Linked DNA regions of Mus musculus: region 2 is linked to region 1. The links are chromatin loops, found by intact Hi-C in ENCODE. Cell type or tissue: gastrocnemius. All regions are shown on one strand. Links, peaks and the distances in the headings refer to the core of each region. The heading gives the core; the rest is flanking DNA.

Region 1 (16,033 bases), core at 2,755-10,754:
TTGCAAAAGCATGAGAGTTTGTGGAGTTTCTTTCTATTTAATTTTAGCCAAAGCCAGGTAGCACTGGAAGGACCACACATCTTCATAATACTTCTCTTGACAATTTTCTTTCTTTTTCACCATGCTGGAGATTGAACCCAGGGCCTGGCATATGCTAGGCAAAGCAATCCATTATGAAACTGCAGCACTGGCTGCCTTGCAGTGATTCCATGCTCTTCTACATCCTAGAATCTCGGGGTCCCGGGTCATTCAGACGTTCTGCTTCCTGTAAACCGAAAGAGAGATTACTGATCGCTGATCAGGAGGCCCTACAAGGTGACATCCTTTGTATTTTCTGCTATACTTTTCAGGTAAGGCTGGCCCTGTCTGCTAATTATTTGGGATAAGAAGCATGAGGTAAGACAGACAAACAGATAGTGGGAAACAGACTTGCCAGTGCCAGGAGTGAGTTAACCCATTGACCTGCTTCAAATTCGGGAAAGGGTCAGACGGTAGTCAGGTGCTAGGAGCCAGTGATCCCAGGCACTTTGCTTGTACTCCTTTGTAAATATTTACCATTTGTTATCTTGGTCTTCCGTTTTCTCTAGTGATCCCTAGCTAATCCCTTACAATACAAAAAGGTCAGGGCTAGGGACATAGCTCAGTGGTAGAGCATTTCTTTATGTGTACGAAGCCCTGTGTGTTCACCTTGAAGAGGTGGGTGTGTTGGCACATGCCTGCAATGCCAGCTCTCAAGAGCTTAATAGGGAGGACACTGAGTTCAAGGCCAGCCTGGATTACAACACAGCAAGACCCTGCCACAAACAAATAAAAAGACAACCTGTTGGACAGGTGACAATTAGATCACAGTCTTACCTAGGACTTGCTTCAAGGGCGTATACAGAGCTAGGGATGTAGCTCAATGCTAGAACACATCTGCCACACAAGTAAAAGACTTTAGCTTTGATCTCTAGCCCAAAGAATCAAAAGAAAGGGACAGACAGACAATCTTTGTGTGTTTTCAGAGGCAGAAGAAAACAGTCTTGCTTGGGTAGCCAGACTTGGGAACAGTGGGTATTCCAGTGTGTATGTGGTTGGGGACAGAAGTGGGAAGTGATGAATCCCAGCTGGGGTCTGTGGAGACCCTTGGATCCACGTAACCTGGTGCCCTTCACAGGGGTTCTGGACAAGCAGAATTTGGGGGTCTCCTGGATACTGAATAGTAGGTAGTCTTCTCTCTTCCTGATTTTCTTCCTTCCTTCCTTTCTTTCTTTGTTTCTTCATCTTCTTCTTCTTCTTCTTCTTCTTCTTCTTCTTCTTCTTCTTCTTCTTCTTCTTCTTCTTTTTGGTTTTTCGAGACAGGATTTCTCTATATAGTCCTGGCTGTCCTGGAACTCACTCTGTAGACCACGCTGGCCTCGAACTCAGAAATTTGCCTGCCTCTGCCTCCCAAGTGCTGGGATTAAAGGCGTGCGCCACCACGCCCGGCCTTCTTCCTGATTTTCTAAGACTTCCAAGTTCTGACCCCTTTGTTCTGTGAAGACTGTTCCAGTTTACCTCTACCCAGCATCACTGCCTCTGGCTTCCTTTCTCTCTTCCCCACAGAGGCCAAAGTGCCCAGATGGGATCTTGTTCAGTCCTACATGACCTTTCTCTCAGCTTCTCTCTCCTTCCCCATCATTCTATGGATCTCGCTCTGGAGAAAAGGGAGATCTGTGTGGCCAGGGGTCGATGGAGACACACAGTGATTTTAAAAAGAAAAAAAAAAAAAGTAAATGAAGGCATCTGGGGAGGAACCTGCTATTATTGTTTTGCTAAATGACCATGTTGCCAAACTGCCTTTTAAATATTTATATGTATAGTCATGGATTTGTGCTGCTCTCCCCTTTGGTTGGAGATGCTTCTTTTTGCAAGGGGACCTAAGTAGTCAAAATGCTGACAGTGAGCATATCTGAATGTTTGGCCCTGAATCGGACATCTATACTAACACCTCTCTCCTCCATAAGCACCATCAAGGTTCAGAGGACATCTCAGAAGAGCAGTGGCCAGAAAAGGAATGAAGAGCGGAGGGCAGAGAGCAGAGCTGTTTTCTGGGCAAGCCATGGCCACTACACTCACAAGAACTAAGAGCAACTAAGAGTGGTTGTGGTCACCGCCCTAGATGGAGCCAATCAAGTTTTCAGAATAGATAGAGGGACAGGCTCCTAAAATCCTCCAGCCCTAGATGAGAAGCTATTGATAGCTGGCTGGCAGGGAAGCAACAGTAAATGCTCTTTGTGAGTGCAGCCTCTGGTTGCCTGCCCATGGAGCTCCGCCCCACACTCTGTATGAGCAGCACCAATCAGACTCAGTGGCTTAGGAAAGGGGCGGGGGATGAAGTTGTAGGTTAGAGGTCCAGGGGGAGTAGATGTGGTCAAAATACTTTGACTGTATATACAAATAGAGTCTCCCCCCCCCCGCCCCAAGCAAGGAGTAAGGGCGTGTTCTCTCAAAAAAGCATTTGTCTCATGTGGTCACCAAACACATCTATTGAATTCTTGCTATAACCTGCGAAGACCTGAACATCATCGCACACGGCACACAGAACCCAAGGCCTCATGGGCCTTCGGCAGGCGACATCCTCCAGTACTGCTGCAAAACTCTGACCAACACAGGGGCGTCCATCTTTCTGTGGTTCCGCTCCCAAGGAGAGTACCACGCCAGGTGCCCCAGGGACCTTTGAAGCCTACTTACCCAATTGAGGCTTGGCATTCCTGCCTGAGACACTCCTCGGTCTGGCCCCTCCCACCTGATGTTTTAGCATCATTTACTTTACTCTTGACATTTTCTACAATGAGGTCCCCACGCCCACCCTTGCTGGGATGCTTTGAGTTGGGACTTGAGCTGGCTAATTTTTGGCCTATTTTTGTACTCCTGTACAGGGAAGAAGATTCACTTCTCCCTGTCCTCGTGGGACAATGCAAATGGCTTGGACATGTCCAAATAACATATGTAGGCTTATGTGAGGGCTAAGTGCACAGGCTGGGCTATACATACCGATGATGGCTTGCACCATCCCCTGATAAATGCATCCACAGTCCACAGCCAGACTATCCACTCCAGGGCCCACACAAGCCCCAACAGACTTCCAGTGTGGGTTCAGGGCAGGGCTTAGGCTCTGGGCATGAACAGAAAGGCTGCTTCTTTGCCCACAGCTCCTCCATCTTGGGAACCTAGAAGGTGAAGAGACTAAGAACCTAGCTTGGAAGAGTTAGATCCTCGTTTGCCGATTCAGACCCCAGTATTAACATGGTACCAGGGACAAGACAAGGAGTGAACCCTCTTAAGAAGACAGTGGGAGAGGTAGACATACTGCCCTGTACTACACTCAGACAGGGCCATTCAGGACCAAGGACCTCATGACTGGAGAGTGTCAATCACTCATCACCTAAAGAGAACCTTTACTCAGACCCCTTACTTGCAAAAGGAGGCAACTCAGATGAGTAAGGACTTGGCACAGAGAGAGAGAGAGAGAGAGAGAGAGAGAGAGAGAGAGAGAAGACTGGTGCCTTTCCCTGTCCTCCAAAACGGACGTTTCTCTGTTCGCACAGCCTAGCTGCTGTGAGCTGTGTGCCCATCCAGGTTGCCTAGATTCTTTCTTAATATTACTTAATGAGAAAGTATGGCAGATAGATACCCTACCTAGAGGGGCAGGATGACAACCACAGCCCCTGAGCCACAAGTCTGACGTCCTCCAATACCTCTTACATTACCATTACCACTGTTTATTAACTATTGTTTACCTATGTGTATGAAGGTTTTGTCCGCATGTGTTTATGCATAGCATGTGTGTATGCATAGCATGTGTGTATGCATAGCATGTGTGTATCCGGTTCCCTCAGAGGACAGAAGGTATTGGATCCTCTGGAACTGGAGTTACAGACTGTTATAAGTCACCATGTGGGTGCTGAAAACTGAGCTTGTCTCCTGTGGGTCTCCTGCAAGAGCAACAGATGCTCTTAACCACTGAGCCATCTCTCCAGCCCTGAATTTCACTTACTTCAAGGAGTCTATTCTTATTCTCCTTTGGGAATCCAACTGTGAGTTAACTTGACTTTAACAGACCCCGTTTCTGTTCCTATCTAGCAACCATTGTTCTGTCTTGCTTTTCTCTCCCTGCTCCTTCCCTTCGACTTCCAAGCCAAGTGGCTCAAACACTTATTTTTCTTTCCTTTGTTGGCTTCTGTCGCTTAGATTGAGTGCCTACCTATAGAGCACGAGTAAATACAGACCCGAAAAGGGCAAAATGAAAATAGCCTCTGGAATGATGATGAGGCCTGATAGGCGCTTCCAGGGACCTGGGGTTGCTGTCAAACAATCCGGGCGGCTCTTCTGGGTTGTCAAAGACAGGGAGGGGGCAATTGCCCAACTCCTGAGGGTACTGTTCACTAAAAAGCTGGTCTTCTGGCCTCACTCTGTGTGTGTGTGTGTGTGTGTGTGTGTGTGTGTGTGTGTGTGTGTAAGGTGAGGCACCTCCTCACAAGGAACTTCCTCCAGCTGGCTGTTTACAGAACCCACCAGCACAATGCCAGAGCATTAAGTCAGCCTCTGCTACCCAGCCTCCCCCACAACACTGCATGAGTGTTCCATTATGTTTGGATTTTTGCTGCTGGTATTGATTGTTGCCTTAATTGGCAGGCTGTGTACCAAAGTAAAAATAAACACAGGGGTTTGTACAGAGACATAGAGAAGGACTGTGTCTCTAGGGCCAGGAGAAGCCCTGCTGGGAGACCCAGGGGTCAACCCAGGCCTTGTGCTTAGTATAGCTCTTGCAACTGAGGTAAGGATGTTTGTCATCCGTGTCCTGCCCTTCACAGGGTGGACAGCTGTGGGTGGATAGCTGTGGTCATCCCCACACACTGAGTTCATAGCTGCCGGATGACATCCAAGTGGGGCTGACCAGGAAGCAGTGATCTCAAGGCTAGAACAGCAGCCCCACCCCTCAGTTCATTTCCACAAGCAGCTGCCTCAGCTGGCCAGTCACCACAATTTGGGGTTAAGGGTATGGTCCTGAAAGAGCAGGCAGCAACAACTATTACTACACAGGCAAAGACTATTCACAGAGAGTTGTTATGTCATATTCGGTGTGTAAGCCAGTTGTTCTCACGTGCTTAGCCAGGTGATGCTGTGTTATCACTCTTCCTGCCGTCAAATTAAAAACTAAAACCATAACTAAACAATAAAATCAATCCAGGCATGGTGGTGCATATCTGTAAACCCTGCACTTGGGAGGTAATGGACATAGGATCGGGAGTTCAAGGTCAGCCTCAGATTTGAAGAGTTCAAAGCCATATCGGGCTATGTAAGACCTTGTCTCAAAAAAAAAAAAAAAAAAAAACAAACAAAAAACAAAAAACAAAAACAAAACAAAAAAAAAAAAACCAGTCATTCTTACCGCCATTTACAGACAGGGACTAGGATTAACGGTGAAGATCTGAAAGGCCTAGGATTTTGTGCCTAGGTTCAAAATTTGCATCTGTAAGAAGTAAAACACTTAGTGTTCCTGTGTGTGTTTACTTGCTTATTGCGCTCCCCCTCCTGCCCCCGTATGGCTTGTCTTGTTTACTGCCATTTTTCTGATGATAGGCTGTAAACTAAAGATGTGCAAGAATTTTGGCTTGTTCATTGCCGTATCGTTAGAGTATGAAACAAGAGTACATGTTCAATGAAAACTCATCCCTAAATAGAAATGACAGGTGAAAAACCTAGGTCAGAGCCTGGTCCCTCAGCACCTTAGGGGTCTAGACAGAACCGAGGAGTGGGCTGGGGGACTTCGGGGGCAGTGACAACCTATTTCTGGCATTGGGTCAAGGTCAACGAAAATCCCAGAAGTAAGGAGGCTGTAACGCCAGCCTGAACCCTCAGGTTCCCTTTTCTTTTTCTAAACCAGGAAATGCATTTTTCTCGCTGTGCCCGCGGAGAAGCACCACCCGCCCCAGAACGGAGCGACAGAGTGCAGGGGACCCGGAAGCAACCGAGCGCGTGGGGCTTGGGAGCCGGGCTCCCTAAGGAGGAGCGCGGGAGAAGCCCGGTGCCGCGCGGAAGCTTGGCTGGGCGCACCCCCGCTGCGGGCTCCCGCGCTCGCCCCGCGCCGTTCTACCTTAAGGGCGCAGACCTCCTTAAGCCGGGCGCGCGAGCCGTGGGTAGGGGCGGGACATCGCATGCAAATAAGGGGCGTGGGGCGGCGGGGCGGGGCGGGCGGGGCGCGGTCTGACGTCAGGTCCTCGGCTGGGGCAGTTGGCGCGGCGGCAGCGGAGCGGCAGGAGGGCAGGAGCGGAGGCGCCGAGTGAGGCGCGCGGCGGGGCGCGGGCAGCGGCGGGGCCGGAGCAACATGGCGCCGGGGGGCGGGGGCGGGCGGCGGGACGGCTGGCCGGCCCGAGGGCGCCTCCTCCTGGCTGCGCTGCTGCTGCTATGGACGCGGGCGGCCAGCGGCCAGAGCAGCCCCCAGCAGAGCGTGATCCTAGGCATGAGGCTAGCGAGCTGCAACAAGTCGTGCGGGATGAACCCGGATGGCATCATCTTCGTGTCCGAGGGCAGCACGGTGAACTTGAGGCTCTATGGCCACAGCCTGGGCGATATCTCCAGCAACCTGATCTCCTTCACCGAGGTGGACGACGCCGAGGCGGTCCACAACTCCACCAACTGCCTGGAGCTCACCAAGGACTTAGTGGTCCAGCGGCTGGTCAACGTGAGCCGCGGGAACACGTCGGGGATGCTAGTGGTGATTACCAAGTTCCTGCGGAGGAGCGAGAACATGAAGCTGTACGCGCTGTGCACCCGGCCCCGGGCCGACGGGCCCTGGACCAGATGGACGGACAAGGACTCCCTGCTCTTCATGGTGGAGGAGCATGGGAGGTTTCTGCCGCTCTGGCTGCACATCCTTCTCGTTATGGTGCTGTTGGTGCTGTCGGGCATCTTTTCTGGCCTCAACCTGGGGCTTATGGCCCTGGACCCGATGGAGCTGCGCATCGTGCAGAACTGTGGAACTGAGAAGGAGAGAAAGTATGCTCGCAAGATAGAGCCCATCAGGCGCAAGGGCAACTACCTGCTCTGCTCGCTGCTCCTGGGGAACGTGCTAGTCAACACCTCCCTCACCATCCTTCTAGACAACCTCATCGGGTCTGGCATCATGGCAGTGGCCTCCTCTACCATTGGCATTGTCATCTTTGGGGAGATCTTACCTCAAGCCCTGTGCTCCCGGCACGGGCTGGCTGTGGGTGCCAACACTATTGTTCTCACCAAAGTCTTTATGCTCCTCACTTTTCCCTTGAGTTTCCCCATTAGCAAACTCCTGGACTTCGTCTTAGGTCAGGAGATTCGCACTGTTTACAATCGGGAGAAGCTGATGGAGATGTTGAAGGTGACAGAGCCCTATAATGACTTGGTGAAGGAGGAGTTAAATATGATCCAGGGTGCCCTGGAACTAAGGACCAAAACTGTGGAGGATATCATGACCCAGCTACACGACTGCTTCATGATCCGCAGTGATGCCATTCTGGACTTCAACACCATGTCGGAGATTATGGAGAGTGGCTACACTCGCATTCCTGTGTTTGAAGATGAGCAATCCAATATTGTAGATATCCTGTATGTCAAAGACTTGGCTTTTGTTGACCCGGATGACTGCACCCCGCTCAAGACCATCACTCGCTTCTACAACCACCCGGTACATTTTGTTTTTCATGACACCAAGCTGGATGCCATGCTAGAGGAATTTAAGAAGGGTAAGGACTGGTGTAGCTCCTGGTTAAATGTCCTTTTGATACCTCTCGTTCCCCTGAAGCATCCCCTGCATGCTCTCTGTCTGCAGGTTTTACTCTTCTGTTTGTGCGATTTATTCTGGGTCCCCCTGTCCATGGCTTCCTATGCTTCTGGTGTGAACGTTATCAGGCGCAGCAGAAGCGGTTCTCAAGCCTTTGCCTTCTGCCAGGCACTGTGTTCTGTGCTTAGTTGAATCAAAGCTGAAGGAGATACACTTGTCTGGAGCTGGTGAAGGGAGACAGGGTAAGGCTCATTCATGCCTGAAATGAGGCAGCCACCAGGCCTCCTGGGTGGGTGGGGAAGTAGCCAGGGAGCTGAGGATGTTGTCACAGGGGAAGGCACATTTGAGGGGAATCTTAAAAGATGAAGTGACTTGGGCCTGGGTCACACCCCTCTTGTGAGGAAGCCAAGGATTCGCTTGTGGTTCAGCAGGTGGTTCTGTCTAGTGGACCTTCTGGCTCTGCTGGTCCATGGCCATCAGGGGACGGGTTGGAGTTTTGCACACTTTTCCCCCCCGAGTTTGTTCCAGGTTTGGAACTGTGTGTCCTCACCAGGGTAGAACCGTCAGTCACCCTCCAGCCCACAAGCAAAACTGGGAGGTCTCTCCTCGGCTCCCAACTCAGAACAGTGCCAACGTGCAGTTCCCGCTGCTTAGCAGAAGCGTGGAGAGCAAGCTTTGGTTATTGTTCCATCTTTCCCAAGAGCCAAACATAAACCTGCCCCCAACTCCCAGTCTTCAGGGGCCCTTGCTCTGTGTGTGCTCTCTCGTGTGTGCTTGGCTAGCTCCCAGGTAGGTAGGCACTTAAGAGGGTTTACTCCCCAGCCTCCAAGCTCAGACAGGGCACACACCCTTTGCCTTATTCCCAACAAAGACTTCTTCCCTCTTCTACTCTGAAACCCTCAAAAGTAGCTGTGAAACAAGGTTATCAAGTGAAACCCTCCTAGGCTGAAGGAGGTGAGGAGGAAGAAAGGGCGACTCTTTAGAGAAGACCCCGAAGCTCGTTCTGTAGGGACCTTGCTTCATAATCCTAGACCCAACCATCCTCCTGTATGTAGAGCTGTCTCTGGCAAAGGCTCAAGCTGGGAACCACTAGTTGTGGATAAGTCCGGGGTCATTTCTGAAACTGGAAGGTGGTGGACAGTCTTGAAATGGGATCAGGAGAGAAGAGATGGCCTTACCAGAAGGTGCACTTGGGTCTGGGTCAAGGCCAAGGAGGCAGGTTGGTGCTCTCCCTTTGAAGTTTTCTACACAGATCTCAGCATCAGAGCAGCTGAGGGCATCTTGAGGACTGTAAACCAGGACAGAGATAGTCTGGGTGGCATGGAAGGAGATTTAGTGGTATAGACCCAGGAACCTGTTTTGCTCGGAGTCTGAGTAGAAACATTGGGGACTGTGTTTCGACTCCCATCTTGCAACTGGGGAACCTGAAAATTTCTCTGCAGTGGCTTCATTTGGAACCTGGTGAGGACTCCCATGACAGCTTCTTTCTTACCTGCCTCTGTGGTCTGAGGTGGTTTTCTGGTGACAGATATACCCACCAGTACCTCCCCATCAGTTTGGTTAGATCTGGATCCAACTAGTATGAATTGGCTTAACTTGGTGTCCAGCTCTTGATCAGCAGGGATGACCTCTGTTCTGTGGGAGAGTGCAGGGTCTGGGTTTTGGACTCTACTCTGTCCTGTGAAGAAGTGTCCTTCACTGAGCTGGAAAAGCAGAGCTGGCATCTCTTAGGCCAGAGTTGTTCTGGGCTGAGCCCTACCCCCACAGTTTGGTCCACCAGACTTTCCTTGACAGAGGCTTGTGGCCCGAGTCCAGGCCTTAGAGTGTGGAGCCCAAGCAGTTCACGGAAAAGCAGGAGCAGTCTGTCCTGGGGGTCAGGGAGATGAGAGTGTGACACGGTGGTCACTCCTTATGGACAGACCCTGGGCCATGTGTGGTGCCTTCCTGATCTGGAGGATTTAGGAGACCAGTTTTAATTTAGTAAATTATCACAGAGGTGTCTTGCTATTGCCCGTGCCTCCCTCCCGCTGAGTGGGCTCTCCTGGGTCTTTCCATCTGGGGTCTACCCCTAGTCTGACGCTGCCCAGGCTGTGACGCATGCCTAGTGTGCATCTTACAGCTTCTAAGATTTTCTTTCCAAAGTTAGTGTCTGGAAGGCTCTTCTGTTTTTGTTATTAACAAGGAACAAGTGCAGCTCACCAGCGTTATGCCAGACAGGGTGGCATGTTTCAGGGTCTTTGCTGGATCTTTCACCCCCAAACTGTATGATGGCTCTGGACCTCACTCTGCCGGAAGCCTGACTGGCTGAAGCCTTTCTGTCTGTCGGCCTGAGGTTTGTTTTCTTTTGAGTCAGCTTTCTTACTTTGGAGCTGAGGCTGGACTGGATTGTAGGTGTGTGCCCTAAGCCTACATCTGTAATTTTTTTTTTTTTAAAACCAGGTTCTTTAATCCCCACTCCCCAGCTTTGCAAGTTCCATGAGTGTGGGGCCCTGCCTTACTGGTTTTCACCACTGCAGGCCTGGCCAACAGATGGGGCCTCGGTGAACGTTAGTTGTACAAATGAATGGATGATTGTCTGCCAGGCTGCTTGAGGCTTCCTGTTCCTTAAACACACCTCGGCACTCCCAGCTCTGGGGCCTTTGCCCTAACTGTTCTCCAAGAGAGTCAGTGTGGCTTCCCTCCCTAATCTGCCTCCTCAGCATTGGCTCTATGAGACCTTGCTGTCACCCCATTTAAGCCTGTAACCCCAACATCTCTCTTGACTTTCCCAGCCCTCTCCCTTGTGCTCCGTTTTCCTTCTCAGCTCAGGGGCTCTGTGGTTTGCCAAGCCCTCGTCTCCACCCAGTACAATATAAGATCCAAAGGGCAGGCGCTGTGCTCCGATGGTTGTGTCGATAGCTCTGGTATGGCCCTTGGCACACAGTAAGGCCTCAATAAAATATTACCCAGTGGATGAATAAATGAATAAAGGACTTGTCAGATTTGGGAGAAAATTATTGCTATTTTAGAAGCTTCAGAATTATGAGACATTTATGAGAAGGCTAAGTGAGGTTCTGCCACATCTCAGTGTGCACCAGGAAAAGCTCTGTGTGTGTGTGTGTGTGTGTGTGTGTGTGTGTGTGTGTGTCTTGATTCCAGGCATGAAGAGTTTGGGGCTCTGAGTGTGACATTCAAGGCCCATTGCTAGTCATGCCCCTTTGCCCGCTGCTAAGCCATCATTGGCCCTAGGAGGTTTTACCCAGCCTCCCTCATTAAGATGGATCATGAAATGCCCTGCACAGCACAGGGTGCGGGGAGCTTGAACTCCCCTAGGATTAAAGCAGAGAATCTTGCTTCCTGCCTCAAGACAGTTAACATTAGATGCTTTTGAGCCCTCTTACCACATTCAGTAGAGGTTCTAGGGGCCCTCAGGAGTAAGACTGTGTTTGGCATGAAGACATGCCAGTTAATCCAGGCCACCCAGATTCACGGAGTTTGAACCTTGGCCCTTCTACTGGAACCTCGCCTAAAACTGTTTGCAGTACTGGGTGTTGGGAGTGGGTTTGTCCCAGCTTGGAATCCTGAAACGAGAAAGTCGAGTGACTCCTAGGCCAGTTTCCATCTGACTTCCCCTTAGATGCTTTTACAAGCGCTAAGGCAGAGTCATGAATGACGCACCCCGCAACCCCAACCTCAAGCCCACCTTCCAGTTCTTCTGTGCCCCTTCCTGGGTAGTCCCGCCCCTCCCAGCCCTTAGCTCATCTTTAACTATCTTATCTCTCCCCACCCACCTTATAACCCTCTGGACCACTGTATATTGAGGGATATAAACACTCCACCCAGCCAGAGCTGGGGTTATATTCTACCCAGCTTGGTCACTAGCCTATGACGTGACCTTGAACTAGCTAGTACTCCTCCCAGCAAGTTAGCAGGGTGTAATTTGGAGAAGAAAGCAAGCTAGAAATATTTTCATTTAAAAAAAAAAAATCCCTCCCATATTCCTGTCTGTGCCACGTCAGATTTTCCCATCTACTTAATTTGTTCCCAGAATAACTATAAAGTCAAGGAAAAAAAACCACTGCCTGAGTTTTGCATTCACTCTTAGTTCCTGCCATCTGACACATCTTCAGTGATTTCTCCTGTTCCCTGCCACAACTACCTGTTCAGGCATTTTTTCAATAAACATGTAGCTTTTTGCAGCCCGTGTGTCAGACATAGCGCTGGCTGTGGGGAGTCAGAGACGTGTCAAGTATTCACAGCTCACAGTCTACCAGGGAGACAGACACTCGACCAAGGCTTGGTCGTACAAACACACAGATAGGGCAGGCGGGGCACAGATGTTGGAATGTCTGAGGTGTCTGGTTTGTGATTTGGGGATGATAATGTGATTTAACTGTGATAGGGAAAGGAGAAGAAGAGTCAGTCAGGTGAGAATGGAGCAGAAGGAACTAAGAAATCTCTCTCTCTGTTGCTCCTTTGCTCTGCACCATAAACAACCAGAGCCTCTCACACTTGCTTCCATCACCCAGACTTTTTATTGAAAATTAGCATTTCCTTTCTAAAGTAATTTCCTGTGCATATGTGTGTGTGCCTGTGCCCCCGTGTGTGTTTATGTATGTGCTGTGTGTGTGTGCGCGCGCGCGCGCGTGCATATATGCACTGAAACTTAGGAGTTCTTTCATTCTGCCATTGGTTCCAGAGACCAAATGCTTTTATTCCAGCATCTCACTGGACTGGTTTTGTTTTCTTGAGACAGTGTCTTACTAATACTAACACTTATTAATGAATAATGTAGCCCACTGACCTTAAACTCACAAGGATCCTCCTGCCTCAGCCTTCTCGGTTCTGGGATTATAGGCACCAGTCACCATGCCAGACAGTCTGCGTTTCTGACAGGGTTGAACTAAGATGGCGTTTCTGTGGACAAGTGTAGCCCACACTACTGTGTTGAGTGTCTAGGCACCTGTACAGGTGAAATGCTCACTCGGGGCTCGGGAGGAAGGCCAGGGCCACTGCCAGGCTCATGGAGAAGGTGCAAAGGTGTCAAGGACCGTCCTGGGCTCGGCAGCAAGGGGAAGCTTGGGACGAACAGGCTGTTGGGTGGGACATCTAAGCCAGGGGCTCAGAGACAGCTGTCCAGCTGGCATCCATCAGCTCCTCCTCAGTCAGTGATTTGATCTTGAGGAGCCGCATCTGTGAGTGATGGTGGCTGTCTGTGTGAATGTCACTCTGGACATAGGGCATCGGTCCCAAGTGTGGGCAGGTGACAAAGCCCTTTGCCAGCCAGGCTGCTGTCTCCTTTCTGTCTGCTTCTGTGCTATGAGAAGGGGCAGAGCTCTGTGGAGCAGGCTGGCACTGTGCCACCTGCAGGCTGGTTCCAAGGAGCAGGAGCACAGTGGTCTTGGGGAACCTACTGTCTGACAGGCCTCCCCTAAACTAGTTGTGGGAGGGCCAGAGGATGTTGTCTGTGTCTGGCCCTAAGAAGAGCTTCTTAGCATTCCAGCACTGGCTTTGCAAAAGACTCATTTTTTTTAATTGAAAGCGTCCAGCTCCAGTGGTTTCCTGACACCACAGGTCAGGATAAGGATCACTGAACAAAGTTTAACATGGAAACAGATGAGCACTGAGTGCACAAGGTCACAGAACAGCACCCAACATGGGTGGGGGACAGTGAATGAAGGGAAGGGACCTCTGAGAGGAGGCTCTCTTGTCACTAGAAGTCTGGAGAAGCAGTGAAGCAAGAGAACCTTTCAAGACTCTTTCCATGGGCCACTAATTCACACACCTCTTGGGATGGCTCAGAGACTGTCAGATACGAAATGGCCTCACTGGTCTTTTGTGGGCAAGAGTACCTGTGCCTGTTGTGGCTGCTTTTCAGCTCGTTTGGCTTTGAAGTGCAGAACACTGTGCTTTCTCTGTGCATCCCTGCCCGATTCCTAGCATCTTCTAGACCGAGCCACAAAGGCATCTTTGAGCAGAAGGAAGCCTGCTGTGCCTTGAGAGTGACTTACCTCCCAACTCCAGTCTGTTGACAAAGACTGTTTAGCCTGCACCCAACACTGGTTACTGAAAGGCTACATGGCCAGGGAAGTATGTATAGGAAGAGAGTGGTCCAGGTTCCCATGTCACTGTCTCAATGTCTGGTTTTGGCAGGACCTACTGGTTCCTTCATCTAACCCATAAGAAGGGACAGGCTGCCCTTGCTTGTCCTCAGTCTCTTATTTTCTTTTCTCTCTCCATTTTCTTCTTTCTTTTATTTTTATTGCTGATCATTATTTTTTTCATAGCCATAAAAAACCAGGCACCTCATTGCCAGAACTTCAGCAAAGATAACAAAAAGTCTAAGCCAAACCAAACTACCAGCATGTGACCAAGGTGTTGTGACAACTTTTTTAGAACTTCACTTTCGTGGTAGGGTACCATGAGGCATACCTGAAATCCTAGCATTCCACCCGTACGCTGAGGTAGGAAGGTTGTGAGTTTAGGCCTAGGGCGGCAGAGTCTTCGGAGGATGGCGGGTAAGATGGAGGGAGGTGGAGGCTTACTTCCATTGTTAACTTTTTAAAGCCTCTTACAGCAAACAGCAATATCAAAACCATGTTGAAATGACACAGGCCTGCCATCCTGGCAACAACTGCGACAGAGGTGGGCAGATCTCAGATTTCAGTCTGACTAGGGCTGCACAATGAGACTGAAACCAAACAGAATGAAAATCATTTTTATTCTCTGTCCTTGTGCTCTGCCTGGAGCCGCCCTAGGTCTTTTGACATTAAAAATCACTGTGGGTATAGTTTTATGGCCTGCTTTTTGGAATCCAGCTTAGGTTGGTTCTTCTTAGGTAAGAAATGACTTACTATCATCCTATATTCCCAGTCTTGTTTTGCCCCGAGTGGCTCTGCCGGAAGCGGAGCCCAGAAGGGCCCTGTGTCCAGTGCCAGCCCATTTGGTGAAGGTGTTAGACTCGGTGGGGCTGGGACATTGCCCAGAGCTTGCCATCAGAGTAGCTTTCCTGCTGCAGGCCCAATCCACTGTGACCTGAGCAGGGTTCTAGAAAGACTGGTTCCCTGGGCTCTCTGGAATGCCTAGTGTTTGGCCAGCAGGCAGCCTGGAGCCTCCTTAGAAGGAAGATCCCTTCTCTACCCCAGACAGGTACTCATATGTGACCCCACAAGGTAGGGAGGCTCATTCACAAGTCCACACACATCCCCCTACCCCAGATTTGCATTCTGCATAGTTGTGAGAAAGCACACACACACACAGAGACACACACACATACTCACAGAGCCCTGCCCATGTGTACAGGCAGGGCTATGCCCTGGTACTTGAAGGCGTTCTCACACACTTGTATGCACAGGCACTGTAAGCCAGAGACCTACTCCCAGTTTAAGTTCTCCAGCTTTCCCAAGAGTTAAAAGTAAGTTTGAAGAAATAAGGAAATCCATGCACAGCTGGTTTATTTTGTGAATTGTTGAACATGGTGACCTTACTCTTGAACTCAGAAAAATTTCCTTAGTGGCCATGATGCTGCCCATCCATGCTGGTGACTGTGTCCACCTCCAGGTTGATGTGGGAACTGAAGGAGGTCAGGCATGCGAGGCATGTAGCCCCGTGCCCAGTACTACGTCATCATGTAGTGAACATTAGCCGTGTTAACTGTTACTGTTCCCATTGTCCAGAGCACGCCCCAGTTGGCACTGACAGTAGCTGTGACCACAGTAGCTCTTAGATATGGCAGTCCGCCCCACTCTTCAGCACAGTGGCTTTTTTTTTTAGGTTATAAATGTATTGCGCTCAGCAAAAAGTCCATTATAAAGGTAGAGATGGTTCATTGATTAAGAGCAGTCATTGCTTTCCAGAGGACTCAAGATAAGTTCCCAGCATTTATGTTTGCCAGTGTTCAGTCATCTGTAACTCCACCTCTAGGGTCTGATGCCCACCACACTCATATGCGGACACACACGCACGCGCGAGCTCATGCGCACATGCACGCGCACACACACAGAGACGAGATTAAAATAAATTTAAAAAGAACTTAGTTTCTGTAAAAAAGCAAGTCACTTGATTTTTTTAAAAAGCCTATTATAAAACCATCTGCAAAAAGTCAGATATTATCTTATTTGTAAGGATCAGATCACAAGCTGAGCTGAAAGGAAATAGTATCTGGTTGAGAACTGAAAACTGAGGCTATTCTTTAAAAAAAAAAGTGTGTGCGTGCATGCATGCGTGCGTGCATATGCACATGCATCTGTGTGTGTTGTGATTGTGATTGGGGGG
Region 2 (16,033 bases), core at 3,208-11,207, 100 kb before region 1:
GATTACAGACATATCCCACAAAGCCAGCAAACCTAGTATTTTCAAAGGTAATTATTAATTTCCTGACTCTGTTCCAAGGGAGACTGATTCAATGCAAAAATGTCAAAAAGAATCTAAAAGATTTCATTTTATGTGTATGAATGTTTTTGCTTTTATGTATGTATGTGCATGTCTGATACCCAGAGACCAGAAAAGGGCACTCAGTCCCCTGAAACAGGGTTAGAGTGGTTGTAAACCACCACAGGAATACTGGAAACAGAAATCTGGCAAGACTCTTAACTGCTGAACCATCTCTCCGACCCCAGATTTAAAAGAAAAAATATTTTTTAAAAACTGTGTGTGCGTGAATGGGGAGCATGTGATGTATTCAGGAGGGGGCACATGCCACATGCCATGGCACTTATGAGGTCAAGTTTGTGGAGTGGCTTTTCTCCTTGTCCCGTACATGGGCGCCAGCAACTGAGTTCAGGCCATCAGCCTCGGACCAGGCTTCTGTTCTGCCAAAGGCCATCTCACTACCCCTGTCTAATGGAATCTTTTAAATCTTATTTTTCTTTATTTTAGTTTTTGTGACACAATGTCTCTCTAAATAGCCCTGGCTGGAACTTACTAGGTAGACCAGGATGGCTTCAAACTCAGAAATCCTACTGACTCTGCCTCCCACCCACTGGAAATCAAGGTGTACACACCATGCCCAGCCTATAGGAAAGTTTTAAGTGAAAGTCAAATAGGATATGACAAAAGATATCAGAAAAGCTTAATTAAGTCACACAATTAAGAAAGTAAAGAATTAAAAAGGCAAAAAGAAAATGGGCAAGAGGTAAGGAATGAAAGAAAACAACTCAAAGCTCTTAGACTTGAAATATCAAACATTCAACCTGATATATATAATAGTATATAGTCATATAACATGTGTGTATATACATCCAGCCAGCAGTCATATAACATATGTGTGTATGTACATCCAGCCAGCTAACTTCTTTACTATAGAGTATGTGTATATATAGAGTATATATGTGTGTGTGTCTGTGTACACACTCACAGAATAGTATACAGTTATATACAAAATTCAGAAAAGGAGCCGGGCGTGGTGGCGCACACCTTTAATCCCAGTACTTGGGAGGCAGAGGCAGGCGGATTTCTGAGTTCGAGGCCAGCCTGGTCTACAAAGTGAGTTCCAGGACAGCCAGAGTTACACAGAGAAACCCTGTCTCAAAAAACCAAAAAAAAAAAAAAATAATAATTCAGAAAAGGACACTGGGAAGGCTTTTGGTTGCAATTCTAAAGTTCTCATTTCTAAGATAAGACAGCCTACTTTTCAATACTAGATTGTTTTCAAACTAAAATATTAGATGTTTTAAACATCATCTGGCTGGCGGTGGTGGCACATTTTAATCTCAGGATCCAGGGGGCAGAAACCATTTCATACCCACTCTCATTGGAGAAGACTAGGATTGGGTGGTGTTAACTGATTTTGTTTCCTACACACAGAACGAACGAGGTTCTACTGAGTAGTAGAGGCAAGGGAAAGAGCTCTAACAAAGAATGGAAGTTTCTTACTCTAAAGATACAAGCCACTCAGTAGTCTCTCTAAAGATAAATATCTAGATTCTAGGGAGCTGTCCTATAGAGGCGTCCATATTCTCAGTGTGGAAACCTGTAATGTTACATGCCATATGCAGAAAGAAAGGAAGCAGCAATATAGCAATCAAGGGAAAGAGGGCAATAAGAAGATTGGAATCACAGCAGAGGCAACTTCCAAACAAGCTATACAACACCACCGACCTCTTGTTTTTGTTTTGTTTTGTTTTGTTTTGTTTTTCGAGACAGGGTTTCTCTGTATAGCCTTGGCTGTCCCAGAACTCACTTTGTAGACCAGGCTGGCCTCGAACCCAGAAATCTGCCTGTCTCTGCCTTCCAAGTACTGGGATTAAAGGCGTGCGCCACCACCGCCCAGCACCACCGACCTCTTAAGTTAAGATAGTATTATGCTAACAAATACTGGAATCAGCTATCTGCAATCATGACCTACCCAAAGAGATAGCTGAAGGGCTGCTACTGCAAATCAGTGTGCAGTGGGCCTAACAGAAGGATGAGGGCTCACTCTAGAGACCACAGGTGAAGGCACCCTAGTCTACTCGGTTTGCTCATCTTTCTTCTGTAGACACTCTACTCACCCACCCCAATGGAACAAAAAGGCTTCTCTGGATTCTCTACTGGGAGCGGACACTCTGGCCAAGCACTCCAGTGTCTCTTCTGCCTTGTGGTTTTATCTCTCCTTATAAATTAACAAACTAGTGACCATGCATGATGGCACAAACCTTGGCTCTAACAGTAAAACAATGTATAAAAATAAATAAAAGAAAGGCACGGGAGTGACACACACCTATAATCCCAGCACAAGGATTACGAGTTCAAGGTCAACCCTAGCTAATAGGGAGTGTGAGGTGGGCCTATGTTACACCAGAGACCCTGTCTCAAAAAGAAATCAATCAAGGGGGTAAAGACAGTTCAACAATTGTGAGCGCTTGCTGCTCTCAAGAGGACTAGAGTCAGTACCCAGCATCCACATCAGGTAACTCACAAGTGCCTGCAGATCCAGAGGGTCCAACAACCTTTTCTGGCTTCCAAGACACACATGTGGCATACACTGGCATACTATCACAGATATACATACAGTAATATAAAATGTATCTTTTAAAAGGAGTGACTAAAGGAAGGCATTGTAATGTACTATTAAGTCTAATGACTAGCTCCCAGACCTCTCAATCATAACCAAGGGTTAACTAATTTTAAAAAGTACTTCAATTCTCATACATTTATCCTTCATGTTTTTTTGATATATCATTTTTATCTTTTGTTCATTGGTGTTTTGCCTGCATGGATGTCTGTGTTAGCTTGTCAGAAGCCCTATAATGTATAAACTGGAGTCACAGACAAGTCTGAGCTGCCATGTGGGTACTGGGAATTTAATCGGGTCCTCTCAAAGAGCAGCCAGTTCCCTTAACAACTGAGCCATCTCTTCAGGCCCTGTTTCCCACATTTTTAAAAGTTGTTTATTATCATCATCATCATCATCATCATTATTATTATTATTATTATTATTATTATTATTATTATTATGTGTGTATATGTGTGTGTGTGTGTGTGTGTGTGTGTACATGTGTAGGTATGTGCATACAGGTGCCCAAGAAGGCCAGAAGCATCCCCCCCCTGAACCATCTCTCTAGTCCCTCTCATCATTTTTGAAAATTAAGTTCTGTCATGGAGCTATACCTTGAACCTTGCAAAACTATACTTTAAAGCAATTCAAGCAAGCTATTGACTTTACATACGACTCCAAAACATTTATTACCTTAATTGTAGATCATACCATATCATATCAATGCAAACATAAGTTTAGTTTTTTAGGGAGTTTGGGTGGCTCTGAATTATTTCAGTTTTGTGGTGTTGGGGCCTCACGCATGCCAGGAAAAAGCTTTACCACTGTGCAACATCCCCAACCACTCCTTGCTGTAAAAAGAGCTGACCACACTCATCGTAAGTTCAAGTCCTCCTCCTGCCTAGGCCTTCCACGGCGCTGCAACTGTAGACATCTGCCACTGTGTATGCTGGTCAGTGTGCTAGAATTAGGACAGTGAGCGGAGACATCCCCACTGCATGGCCGTAAGCGAAATGAGATGAGCTCTAGTCAACATTTCAATGACAATGATACTACAGAATTACCAAGTACTAACATTAGCTGCAAACTGGCCAATCTATCCCGGACTGGCCTACCTGTTGACATGTTCTTCCCAGTCTTCTGGCGGAGGAGGAGCATCTGCATCTGTCCTGGCGAAGATCACGTGCCGTTCACACTCGTTCATCACACTTCTTGCCTTCTGATTGTCATAAAGTGGAACAGGAGTTGCCGTGACCGTCTCCACATCTATTGGAACGTCTGACTCACTGTAAACAGGTGAGGAAATAGGACCAAGCCACACACACTTCACACAACACAGATGCTTAACCATCAGCTGGTTGCCAAGGTTTAAGACATGTCTAATAAACATGATTAGCTTTAAATGATTTTCATATCCACAGTCATTACATCCTCTCATCTAGCTCTCTCCTCTCCCTGCTGTGTGCCTGGGAAAGGCAAGGTCATTACACTTTCTGTGGCTTTGTTTTTTTTGTTTTTTTTTTGTTTTTTTCTTAAAGTTTCATCCTGGCCTGGAACTATGTTGCCCAGGCTAGCCTTGAACTCAGCCGTTACAGTTTAAGATTTTAAATGCATATATGTGGGTATGCACATGTGAGCTCCAGTGTCCACAGAGGCCAGAGACATCTGACATGGGTGCTGTGAGCTGGATTTGGGTCCTCTACAGGAGCAGTGTATGATCTTAACTGCTGACACATCTCTCTCCAGCTCCTAGCCTTAACCTCTTGACTCTGCTCTTGCCTCAGCCTCACCAAGTGCTGGGATGATAGGCATGAGCTACCACACTTGGCTCCAAAGTCTTTTAAAAATGCAGCTATATAAAAATAAAACAATTTAAAAATTCAGTTCCTAAGGGCTGGAAAGATGGCTCAGCAGTTAAGAGCATTTGATGCTCTTGCAGAAGACCCAAGTTTGATTCCTAGCACCCACGTGGGGTGGGTGACACAACTGTCTAATTCTAGCTCCAGGGAGATCTGATGCCTCTAACCTCTGAGGACACTGGTATTCGATGAACATACCACACTCATAAACACAATTAAAAATAAAATAAATTTTCCAATACAGTAATTTGGTTCCTAAATCACTGATTCTCATCAAAAATAAAAGAGTCATTAAGATACAAACACAAAGCAGGAAGTTTTATATAGTTAAAAAAAAAAAATTCAAATTCTACTTAAAGGCGGTTTTCAGTTATCCCCAGGCCAGAAGGATCAGGATTATGCTAGAATGTTCCCCTAAAGTCACGGCTCATGGACGATGAGGAAACTGAAAGCCAAAAACCTGTTACTATCATTAGGAAAGAAAAACTCCTCTGAGCTGGGAGGTATTACAGGTCTGCACTTGGGAGGCTGAAGCAGACAGATCTGTGAGCCAGCCTGATCTACATAGAGAGTGCCAGGATGGCCAGGGCTACATAGAGAAACCCTATCTTAAATAAGCAAACTATTACTCTAAGCCACAGCAATGACTGCAATCGGAACGTAGGGAGGCTGCCAACCTGAACTACACAGCAAGCTCAAAGCCAGCCAGGGGTACACAGTAAGACCCAAGTGATGGAGGTAACACAGATCTATAATCCGAGCACCTGAGAGGTGCAGGCAGGAAGATCAGAGTTCATACTACTTACTGTCTGGAGAGAGAGAGAGGGGTGTGTGTGTGTGTGTGTGTGTGTGTGTATAGAACCCAAATACAAGATCTCAACTCCCACCAAAACAAAACAAAAATAACCTGTGCTTGAGGAAAGATTAAACATGAAGTCAAAACAAACACAAAATCTCCTATCTTAAAATTTGTAATGATCAGAAAAAGAGTGTCTCAACAAATCCTGATACGAGTGAAGTCAGAAGGTTCAAAATTAATTAGTTAGGTCAAATATAATCAAATCATTTATCAGAGAGTACATTTTTGAAATGTTCTTGCCCCCTGACATAGGGTGGCTGGAAAGATAAAGAGACTTACTTAGGAAGGGTTTAGATTAACCCACAGGTGGCTTTTTGTAAGGAGGTAAGAATTGAAAGCAATGTTTTGGGAACTGTCTCCCAATCTGTGCACTGAAGCCAGAGACTCAATGATAGATTGTAGCCACTGCCAAACAAACTAGATGCTGCAGTAAAGGGAAGAAGGAATTATCTAGTTACTGGGAACTAAGCAAGCTAGGCTGTTTTCCTTTGCGCATCTCCCTTTCCTAACTCATGTTTGGCAATGTCTGTGTAGGTGTCCAACTTTGCCCTGCCGTTCTGATGCTGCTCATCCAAGCTCTCCATTCACCCTGCAGCCCCAATCACTCCTAAGAACATCTAAGCCCCGCCACGCATCACTTCCTTAAGAAGGAAACCCAAACTCACATGGTATTCTCAAACTCACATAGTATTCTCCTGCTGCCGACGGGGGGTTACAAAGAGCATGCGGGTGGGGCGGGCACTACTGGCATCTGGGTGGGCACTCCACGGTTTTGCATAGCTATGATCCAGGAAAACGAGGTCCAGTTCCCGCTCATGCACTGAAAGCTGGAAGAGCAGGGAGGTACCCATCCGCCGAGCTGAAGTCTGGAAGTCCCTCTCCCCACCCCGGTGGGCCATGTCAGTAGTCAAGCAGCCAAGTCAGGGTGTGAATATCTGCATGCTAGTCACCTGCAGTGAAAGGGGGCTTGTGAATTCAATAGCTTCCATTTCTCCCAACTTTCACTATCAAAACATGTCTTTATGCTCAGCATTCGATCTTTGATTATGCACATCTATGTGTCCTCCCACACCGCCACCAAACAGAACGGTGCCATACACAATTTTATAACTGTAAACTGACAAGACTCCACAGTTCACAAAAACATGACCTTTGCAATTGCCAAGGCGTGGTGACGCACGCCTTTAATCCCAGCACTGGGGAGGCGGAAGCAGACGGATCTCCGGGAGTTCAAGGGCAGCCTAGTCTACAGAGTGGGTTCCAGGACAGCCAGAGCAATATATTGAGATCCCATCTCAAAAACAAAAACCTAAATTTGCTGGGCAATTTTCTTCCTGGGTGGTAAAGGTTTTTGCAAACCAGAGGGATCACAAACATGAATTCATCAAAAGCTAAAGGTCCCTACTTTTCGTCCCCTAAACAGGACGTGGGCAGGGCTGGTCTGCTCGGGTGGCCCCAGCACAACAGGCGGGCACCGCGGGCCTCCAAGCTTCATTGCTTTGGGCTGAGGTCAAGGGGACTCTCCTAGGGTCACGCTCCACCAAAGGTTTGCATCAACCTCATGGTACTCCGGAGTTTTGGGAAGAGAAAAACTAGAGCCCGCCCTCAGCCCGGCCGGGCCCTCAGAAGGCCTCTCCTCCTTCGCCCTCCCTCGGCGAGGCGCCCAGCAAACGGCCCGCTCCTCTGAGAGGTTCCCGCCACGGAACCGCAGAACCTCAAAACGGCCCACCCGGGCGGCGGCCCCGGAGCCCGGACGACTCGGCCAAGGTCATCCCGAGTTCCCGGCGAGGAGGAGCCGCCCGGCCCCACCTCCCCTCCCGGGGCCCTCCTCGGCCTCGCGCCTCGGCCGCCCCAGCGCCGCGTCTGCCTCCCGCGCCCCGCCCGGCCGGCCCGGCCTGGCCCGCGGCTTCAGCCCCCGACCCCTCATGCCCGCGGAGCCCCGAGGGCTTCTCCGAGCCCGCCGCCCAACGCCTGGAACCCCACGGGCCACCACCCGCGCCGGGGCAAAACCGCGTCTCACCCGCAGTTGTCGGCCGCGCGCTCGCCCGAGCCGGACCCCAATGCGCGTGCGCCTTACCTCCCGGCGCCTTGGGCTCTGAGGAAAACGCGGAAGCAGATCGCTCTCCCGGAACCGCGCGGCGGCGAGCGGCAAAGCCCGGAGCGGATCCGCGCCCGGGACCTGGCTAACCTGTGGGGAACGCGGAAAGCGCGCGCGACTCCCGGGGCAGAGACGTTCTCCCTCTGCGTTTTCTGTGGGAAAAGTGAGGACAAAGAGCAAGATAGTTCAGACCACCCCAGCGCTCGGTGTCCCCTTCCCTGTTACAGAGCTGGGTTCAATTTGCAGTGTGCGGGTGGGGTTTATTTCAGCCCATCGGGGTTTATAATCCTAGCACTCTCTGGAGGCTGAGACAGGAGGATCGAGGTGAGTTCCAGAACAACCTGAGCTACACCATGACACCCTGTCTCAAGACCTCAAAGCAAACCAGAGAGATGGGGAGATGAAGAGAGGGAGGGAAAGCTTTGCAGAATGTTGGGATACAATTCTAGGGCTCTGCGGAGTTTAATAAGAAACTGGTACAGCTCAGACTAGGATGAGGTGGAAGATGAGGCAGAGGACAGATGTAAGGTTCAATTTTTTTTTCCCCCAGGTTTTTTTAATTAGGTATTTAAAAGGATCTTTACCAATCCTAAATCAGATAGGGGACTAATATCCAATATATATAAAGAACTCAAAAACATGGACTAAAGAAAACCAAATAACCCCATTAAAAATGGGGCTCAGAGCTAAACAAAGAATTCTCAACTGAGGAATACCAAATGGCTGAGAAGCACCTGAAAAAATGTTCAACATCCTTAATCATCAGGGAAATGCAAATCAAAACAACCCTGAGATTCCACCTCACACCATCAGAATGGCTAAGATTAAAAATTCAGGTGACAGCAGATACTTGCAAGGATGTGGAGAAAGAGGAACACTCCTCCATTGCTGGTGGGATTGCAAGCTTGTACAACCACTCTGGAAATCAGTCTGGTGGTTCCTCAGAAAATTGGACATAGTACTACCAGAGAATCCAGCAATACCTCTCCTGGGCATGTATCCAGATGTTCCAACTGGTAATAAGAACACATGCTCCACTATGTTCATAGCAGCCTTATTTATAATAGCCAGAAGTTGGAAAGAACCCGGATGTCCCTCAACAGAGGAATGGATACAGAAAATGTGGTACATTTACACAGTGGAGTACTACTCAGCTATTAAAAACAATGAATTTAAGGTTCGACTTTTAACTGCTTGGCTCAGCCTTTTTCTCAACTTTGAAATGTGCAAATGCCTAAACCCTGATTCACCAGGTTGCCAGGGGAATGCAGTCAATTATTTCTGCCACCTGTCAAGAGCTCCATTGATTTCTTGATGGCAATTACTATGAGCGACCCCCACCTCCCGGTCTTAGAACTCAGTGTTATTGGTTGTTTTTTCATTTATGGAGGGGATGGAGAGACAGGGTCCCATGTATCTCAGGCTAGGCTCATTCTAGCTATGCAGCCAGGGAAGACCTTGAATTTGGTTGATGGTTTGGTTCGATTTGGGTTTTGATTTTGTTTGGTTGGTTGTTTTTGTTTTGTTTTTGTTTTTGTTTTGTGTTTTGAGACAGAGTTTCTCTATGGAGCCCTGCTGTCCTGGAACAAGCTCTGTTGGCCAGGCTAGCCTCAAACACAGAGATCCGTCTTCTGCGCATGCCCACCACTTCCTGGTTGCCCTTGAACTTCTGACTCTTCTGCCCCTCTTCTTTTCAAGTGTCCGGATTATAGGCCTGCACCACCATAGAACACTGTTTTAAACACTCAGTTGCCATCCCATTTAGGCTTAAATAAGGTAGAGGGGTCGGGAAAATTAAGCTACAAAATGTTTCTAAGTGTACAACGACTGAAAATTAATTCAAGGGGTGTAACTGGCAGTTCATGACTCACATCCACAATGTCACTGCAGCCTTGGTTCTGAGCACACAACATGCACTTTCGCACGGCTCGTGCCATTTAGCTAGCTAGAGTGCCAACAAATCTTTCGAAACCCCTTGGCTCAGATTTTAGACTACTGTATGTTATCAATTGCAGTGTTTTTGCTGTAGACACAAAGTTTTCTGCTCTTACAGAAACCTGATAGTTTTATTACAAAAACAAAGGCTCTTAATATTTTCCTATCTTTCAGCATGTGTCAAAGTAGCATTTCTTTGGATTGTGACAGAATGCCTAGTCTTAGAAATTGCATTTTGAATGGCTGACTTGGGCTTCCTAAAACAATCGTTAAGTGAATTTTAGCTTGGTATCAGGGCATACTGCCCAATCATTTCTGAGAACACTTCTGCCATTTTATAGCCTGTCTTTATATGAAGTAGCTTTCTTAGCATTAATTACTATAAAATCAAACTACCTATCCCCTCAGAGGCAGAAGGATTAGGAATTCAAGAACAGCCTCAGCTATACAACAGTAAGTCAGAGCCAACCTGGGCTATGTGAAACCCTGTCCCCCAAATTAAAAAAAAAAAAAATCAAAGGAAAAAAGAGGCCAAATGTTTTACTTTTCCATTAGAAAGACCTCCCCTTGGGTTAGAGATGGTTCAGGGGTTAAGAGAACTGACTGTTCTTCCAGAGGTCCTAAGTTCAATTCCCAGCAACCACATGGTGGCTCACAGCCATTTGTAATGGGATCCGATGCCCTCTGCTGGTGTGTCTGAAGACAGCCACAGTGTACTCATATACATAAAATAAATAAATCTTAAAAAGAAAAAAGAAAGCCCTCCCCCTCCCGTGAGGCATCATGGATTTTCCTGTATATAGATCTTGATGGTCTCACTTCTTGTATTTTCTCATCTAAATTGCATGATTTTGCCAGTAATTCATTCCAGACAGAAGAGAATTCTGTGCCTGACTTTGAACTCAAAAGGTCAGTAACAGAAGAAAAGGAAGGAGGAGTCCTCAAAGCAGGGAGGTCGATTGTCTGTGTGGGCCTCAAGCCACTTGTCTTATCTACACTCTGTCATGCGTCCTTCACCTCCCAGAGATTCTCTTTGGAACCAAGAACCTCTTATCTCTGTGATGTTCCTCTTGTTGCTAAGCTCCACTCACCCTGTGAACCTGGGACGGAGGAGCTCCAAGGAGCAAGAGGTGGCCCTGTGCAGGGAAGGAGGAGCGGGAACAAGCGTCCAAGATGCTGAGGGTTGTTGTGGAGTCCGCTTCGATTAACCCTCCCCTCAGCACCACACCCAAAGCTTTCGTAACTGTCTACTTCAGAGGTGAGAACCCAGTTCCAAAAGGCTACCTGTTCGGCATCAAAAGGTCAATTCCACTACATGAATGATGTCCTGGGGAGATTGTTTGTTTCAAAACCCGTTACCAAGCACCTAGCATCTTGGGAATGAGAAAATCAAGTCCACTGAAACAAAGGCAGTGTTGCTGGCCCTCTGTATCTGTGGACCCTGCATCTGGGAACTCAGAGTCAAAAATACTTAAGGGCAGGCAAGATGACTCATTGAATAAAGCAAATATCATTCCTACACTCCATTGGCCAAAATGAATCACAGTCCCACATGGCTTTGAGACTCAGGATACTATGTGCTAGGAAAGAAAGGGAAATAAAAATAGAGTTGCCTGCTATGTAAGTGTAGGGGGCCTTGGTCCAGTCCACATGTGCTCTTTGGTTGGTTAGTTCAGTCTCTGTGAGCCATCTGGGCCCAGGTACTTGACTCTGTAGGTTCTCTTGTGGTGTCCTTGACCTGTTCTCTCCCTCAATCCTTCCCCAACTCTTCTACAACATTCCCCAAGCTCCTTCTAATGCTTGGCTTTAGGTCTCTTTGTCTGTTTCTGTCAGCTTCTGGATGAAGCCTCTCAGAAGATAGTTGTGCTAGGCTCCTATATGCAAGCATAGCAGAGGAGCATTAATAGTTCCAGGGGTTGGCTCTCTCCCATGGCACGGGTCTCAAGTTAAGCCAGGCATTGGTAGGGCATTCCCTCAATCTCTGCTCTGCCTTTATCCCTCACGTCTAGTAGGAAGGACACATTTTTGGGTAGAAGGTTTTGTGGCAGATATGCTGCTTCATCTTCATGTAGGTCCCCTAACAATTGAAGTGGGGGCTCTCTCTGACTCAGATGCCTGCCTTCAGATTCCCTTCTCCTAGCTGGACTGCCTTATCTGGCCTCAGTGGGGAAGGATGCACTTAGTCCTGCTGCAACTTGATGTGTCAGGGCAGGTGGTACCCAAGAGAGGCTTCCCCTTTTCTGAGGAGAAGGGGAGGGGTAGTAGGGAAAGGGGCTTAATGGGGGAAGTGGTTTATGAGGGTGGGACTGGGAGGGGAGGAGGGGGCTGCAATCAAGATGAAAAGTTAATTAATTAATTAATTAATTAATGGAAAAAAAAGAACAATAGGGTTATCTATCCCACAGAGGGATAAATTTGAACTACCTGAGAAAGAATGCACAGATGCTAAGTTACAGCTGCCAGCTGACTTGACTTCTGGGGTACCCACTCCACCTCTGTTGACCCCATTCAAACCCAGACACCGGCATACTTCCCCCAACTCATCCCAGCCCCTTGGTGTCTTTGCAGATATGATGAAAAGAACTCGAGTGGAGGAAGGACATGACCCCATATGGAATGAGGTAGACACTCCGTGGCCATCCTGGAAGAGGAATGAACACCTCCAAGAGCAAAGGGGCAGGGCCAGGCACTAACCTGGTGCCTAGGGAGTCTCTCACCCAAGTTTCTTAAGACTGAGGCAACTTAGCCTAGGTTAGCCTCTGATCTGAAAGGGCTGCAAAAGCCCACAGCTGTTCTTGATCTCTCTCCCTCTTGCCTCTGGGGACGCACCACATCATGGCCCATGCACTAATCCACTGACGCCATTTGATGAATCCTAGAATCCCGAGGCAGAGCCAAGGCTCCTTGTGCAGCGTCCTCTCTTCTCTTGGTCACTCACATTGTCTCACGAGACAGTCACTCCACTTCTAACATGTCCAGGAGGCTTCAGCACAGGAACACACGTGGGAGAGCCCACAAGTGAACAAGGAAGTCAGTGTAGACAGGAACACACGTGGGAGAGCCCACAAGTGAACAAGGAAGTCAGTGTAGTCTCCTTAGGAAAGTAGACACAGCAGAGACTCCTGAGGTCCAGCCCATCCCCAGATCTGCCCTCACTTCCCAGAAGGGTGGATGAGGATTGAGGAGGTAAGATGTCGCCCAGCTTGGTGTCCCACACTCTTAATCTCAGCACTCTTGCGACTGAGGTAGGAAGACTGCTGAGCTCCAATCTAACCTGGCCTACCTAGTGAGTTCCAAGGCCATCCAGGATACATAATAAGGCTCTGTCTCAAAACACCCAATTTCAAAATGAAGGAAAGTAGCAACAGAAAATACTGATTTCTTTCTGCCCCTCACAGACCCTAATCTGGCACCTCTGGAATCAGCCACTGGAAAATGACTCCTTCCTGAAAGTCATACTTCAGGACTCGGTTTCTAAAAAGAAAGAAAGGTAAGGCAGAAAGAGGCAGGAAGAGCCCGGCTCACATCCCAAAGCCACAGCGGAGCAACTGCTAACCCATAACTAATTCAGACGAAGAGCCAGAACCCCTTGCACACAGTCAAGGAAAACTGGAGGGTGGTATTAAAGGGGAACCAAGCGATGAGGATGGCCGAGAATGCACACTTGGATGCCAGCAGCAGCTCTGATTTGAAGCTTCAGTTCTTGAATGTTGGCCTGATCCTAGCCTCCGGTTGAAACCCAACTCTCCTATCCATCCCAGATTAACATTCCCTTAGGAGTGAATGCCCGGTACACTGTAGGGCTTTTCCAGCACGTAGAGTCTGGTTGGTCCATCCTCGATCCAATGATGTCGTTTTCTTGGGATTTCCTAAGGAGCTTCCCATAGAATGTGGGGAGACCCTACCCCCACCGGTCTCCAGTGGATGCTCTGCTCACCTGGATTCTTCCGGTTGTGTGTGGTGGTGGGGGATCATCCCCAGGACACAGCCTGGGACCCAGGAGGAGCCCTCTGTCCTGCCTGGGAATCTCACACCTACCCCTTGCCTCCCTCAGGTTCATTGGCCTGGCCACTGTACCGCTCAAGCGGCTGGCACAAAGACCGAAAGAAGTCATGTTTGTGAGGGACCTGATCCTGCTCAACCATTCCATGAAGCCCACTAACGTGAGTCAGGCACCAGGCAGCCGAGGCAGGAGGAGCATGGGCTGCTGGTATAGCTGAGCTTCTCGCTCCAGGAGGACCCAAGTGCTCGACCACAAAGGAGTCCCTTGTACCCTGGAAGGGCCTGTCACACTGCTGTTATCACACCATCCATCTCTCATCCACTCTTCCATCGCCCCAGGAGTCAGTCCCGGTGCTAGGCACTGGGATTCCAGACTGACTGTTGGCAGGCAGGGAGGAATGGGAAAGCTTTGTGAGAGAAAAGGGAAGAAAAGGGAAGGCTTCAGAGGGCCCCGATTGAAGGCTGCTGCTTTGGGGAAACCAAAGTCAGGCTCACCCAAGCGATTGGTTTGAAATTCATATTTGGCTTTTCCTGGTTGGACCTATGAGATAGAAGCCTAAAAACCTTAGTTCAACCCCAGGCCCCACATGGAAGCAGGAGGATAGTGACTCCCAAAGCTGTCCTCTGAGCTCCACACTTGCTCCTTGACACAAACATGTCCCCCTCATCTTACACAACATAAATAAGTAGAAGTTGGATCATCTGCCATCTCGCTGTTTATCGAATCCTGGCCATTGGGCGCTGACAGTCACTGTTTGGCTCCTTGGCTTGTTATTAGAGATGACAGACTGACTTCCTAGAGTGTAGCATAGGGCAGGCTGGCCTCCTGGACTGCTTTCTGTAGATGACAGATTGGGCTTCTGAACTAGTGGCCACAGAGAGAATCCTGTTATATGCAGTGTAGTCACAACCCATGCGTATATCCAGTCTCTCAGAAGGACATGAGTTTGTCTACTCATCCAGAGAGGCAGGTCCCCCTGCAGAAGGGCATGGAGGAAAGGCAGGTTTAGTTTAGGGAGGGCAGGCTGCCGGTGCTATTGGTACAATGTGAAGTGTAGACAAAACAGGAGCCAGAGGCAAAAGGGCTTGTGGTGTGTGCTGCTAAGACTTGTTTCTAGTCATTTAAAGAGGTAGCGGGTATTCAGTGGGCAATCCTGAGGAATAGTCTGGAGATAGGTGGGTCGGTAAGGAGTTTTTGAAGGAAGGATATCAGTTAAGAGGTAGCAATAGAAGTTTTCCTAGATCAGGAGACATTGAAATTGCCATGGGTGATCACCCTAGTTAGAACCATGGTTCAGGACTGGCCCTGAGTCATGTTTCCCTCTTCTCTGCAGCCTCTTGGGTCCTCTGCCATTGATATCATTATAGTTCATTTATCTTCCAAGCCCCCTTCATTGCAACCCATTACTATCTCTTTACCAGTCTGTGGCTGCAAACACACGTATACACACACACACACACACACACACACACACACACACACACACACACACATGCATTCACACACATGCAAGAGGGGTCATGAATCCAGCCAGACTAGAAAGGCTGGTGCTATAGCTTATTAAGGATTTCAAGATCTGGCTTCCAAGCCCCTCCCTTTGCTTTGCAGTGTACTGTCACCCTACATGTGGCCCAAATATACGACCAGGATACTGAGATGACAGGTATGTCTTTTTCTAGGGCATTACCAAGCATATCTGAATGGGTTCTTTGGGACCTTTGAAACCCAATTCTTTTTTATTTTGTATTAGATATTTTCTTTATTTACATTTCAAATGTTATCCCCTTTCCTGGTGAGACCCAATTCTTAAGGCCTACCAAAAGACTATGACCAGGGTCCCTGGAAGTTGGGTTTTTGTTTTGTTTTGTTTGTTTGTTTGTTTTCAAGACAGGGTTTCTCTATATAGCCCTGGCTGTCCTGGAACTCACTCTGTGGACCAGGCTGGCCTCGAACTCAGAAATCCGCCTGCCTCTGCCTCCCAAGTGCTGGGATTAAAGGCGTGTGCCACCACTGCCCAGCTCCCTGGAAGTTTTATAGACCTAATGGTCACATCAAATTCCATCTGGCTAATGCCACTGTTCTAGTTTGATTTCTATAAACGCTACAACCAAAAGCAAGTTGAGGAAGAAAAGGTTAATTTCCACAGTCCACCATAAAGAGAAGTCAGGATAGGAGCTCAGGATGGGAGCCTTAGAGGCAGAAACTGAAGCGCAGTCCATGGAGGAGTGCTGCTTACTGCCTTGCTCTCCATGAATGCTTAACTCACTTTCTTATACAGCCCAGGACCACCTGCCCATGGGTGAAACCAACATAGTGGGCTGGGCCCTCCTACAGCAATTGTTAAGGGAAATTTCCTCACAGACTTGCTTATAGGCAATCTGATGGGGACAATCTCACTTCCCAGATAACTCTAGGTTTGTGTTAAGTGGACCAAAACCAGCCAGCAATGCCGCCCATTTCTCCATCTTTAGTTCTCATCTCTGGACATAAGGCTTCTCTTAGTAGGGCCAGAAAGACATAAGGGTGGCCATTTCCAAGAGCCCCCACGTAAGAAGGGCAGGGTCCAAGGATCCCTTACTATTGAGAATGAGGGCCCCATGAGCTTGTTCAGGGAGAG

Evidence for each region. Hi-C counts contacts between places; a loop is a spot of excess contacts. Peaks named below come from ENCODE experiments on the same cell type or tissue, not always from the same donor. Only the 100,000 strongest peaks of a DNase experiment are listed, where the experiment ranks them.
Region 2: a loop joins it to region 1, with 4 times the contacts of the local background. A loop is called at or near these places in 24 of 42 quality-filtered maps.

Annotation. Positions count from the first base shown.
Region 1 is chr1:36,465,344-36,481,376 of GRCm38, forward strand. Cnnm4 (cyclin M4) reads left to right here and starts at 6,254. Exons shown (of 7, transcript NM_033570.2): 1 at 6,254-7,742. The coding sequence starts at 6,350. Gm33454 (predicted gene, 33454) reads right to left here and starts at 6,426. Exons shown (of 3, transcript NR_168706.1): 1 at 6,119-6,426; 2 at 3,016-3,191; 3 at 1-265. In gastrocnemius, for the core only: a CTCF peak has its summit at 6,440 (motif pointing left); DNase peaks (open chromatin) are centred at 6,201 and 9,662; H3K4me3 peaks cover 5,064 bases; H3K27ac peaks cover 4,213 bases.
Region 2 is chr1:36,361,705-36,377,737 of GRCm38, forward strand. Kansl3 (KAT8 regulatory NSL complex subunit 3) reads right to left here and starts at 7,477. Exons shown (of 22, transcript NM_001310513.1): 1 at 7,401-7,477; 2 at 6,065-6,330; 3 at 3,778-3,948. The coding sequence starts at 6,279. Fer1l5 (fer-1-like 5 (C. elegans)) reads left to right here and starts at 10,486. Exons shown (of 53, transcript NM_001277076.2): 1 at 10,486-10,671; 2 at 11,982-12,034; 3 at 12,812-12,903; 4 at 13,468-13,576; 5 at 15,025-15,079. The coding sequence starts at 10,587. In gastrocnemius, for the core only: no CTCF peak of the experiment used is centred there; DNase peaks (open chromatin) are centred at 6,208, 6,602 and 7,473; H3K4me3 peaks cover 3,074 bases; H3K27ac peaks cover 3,966 bases.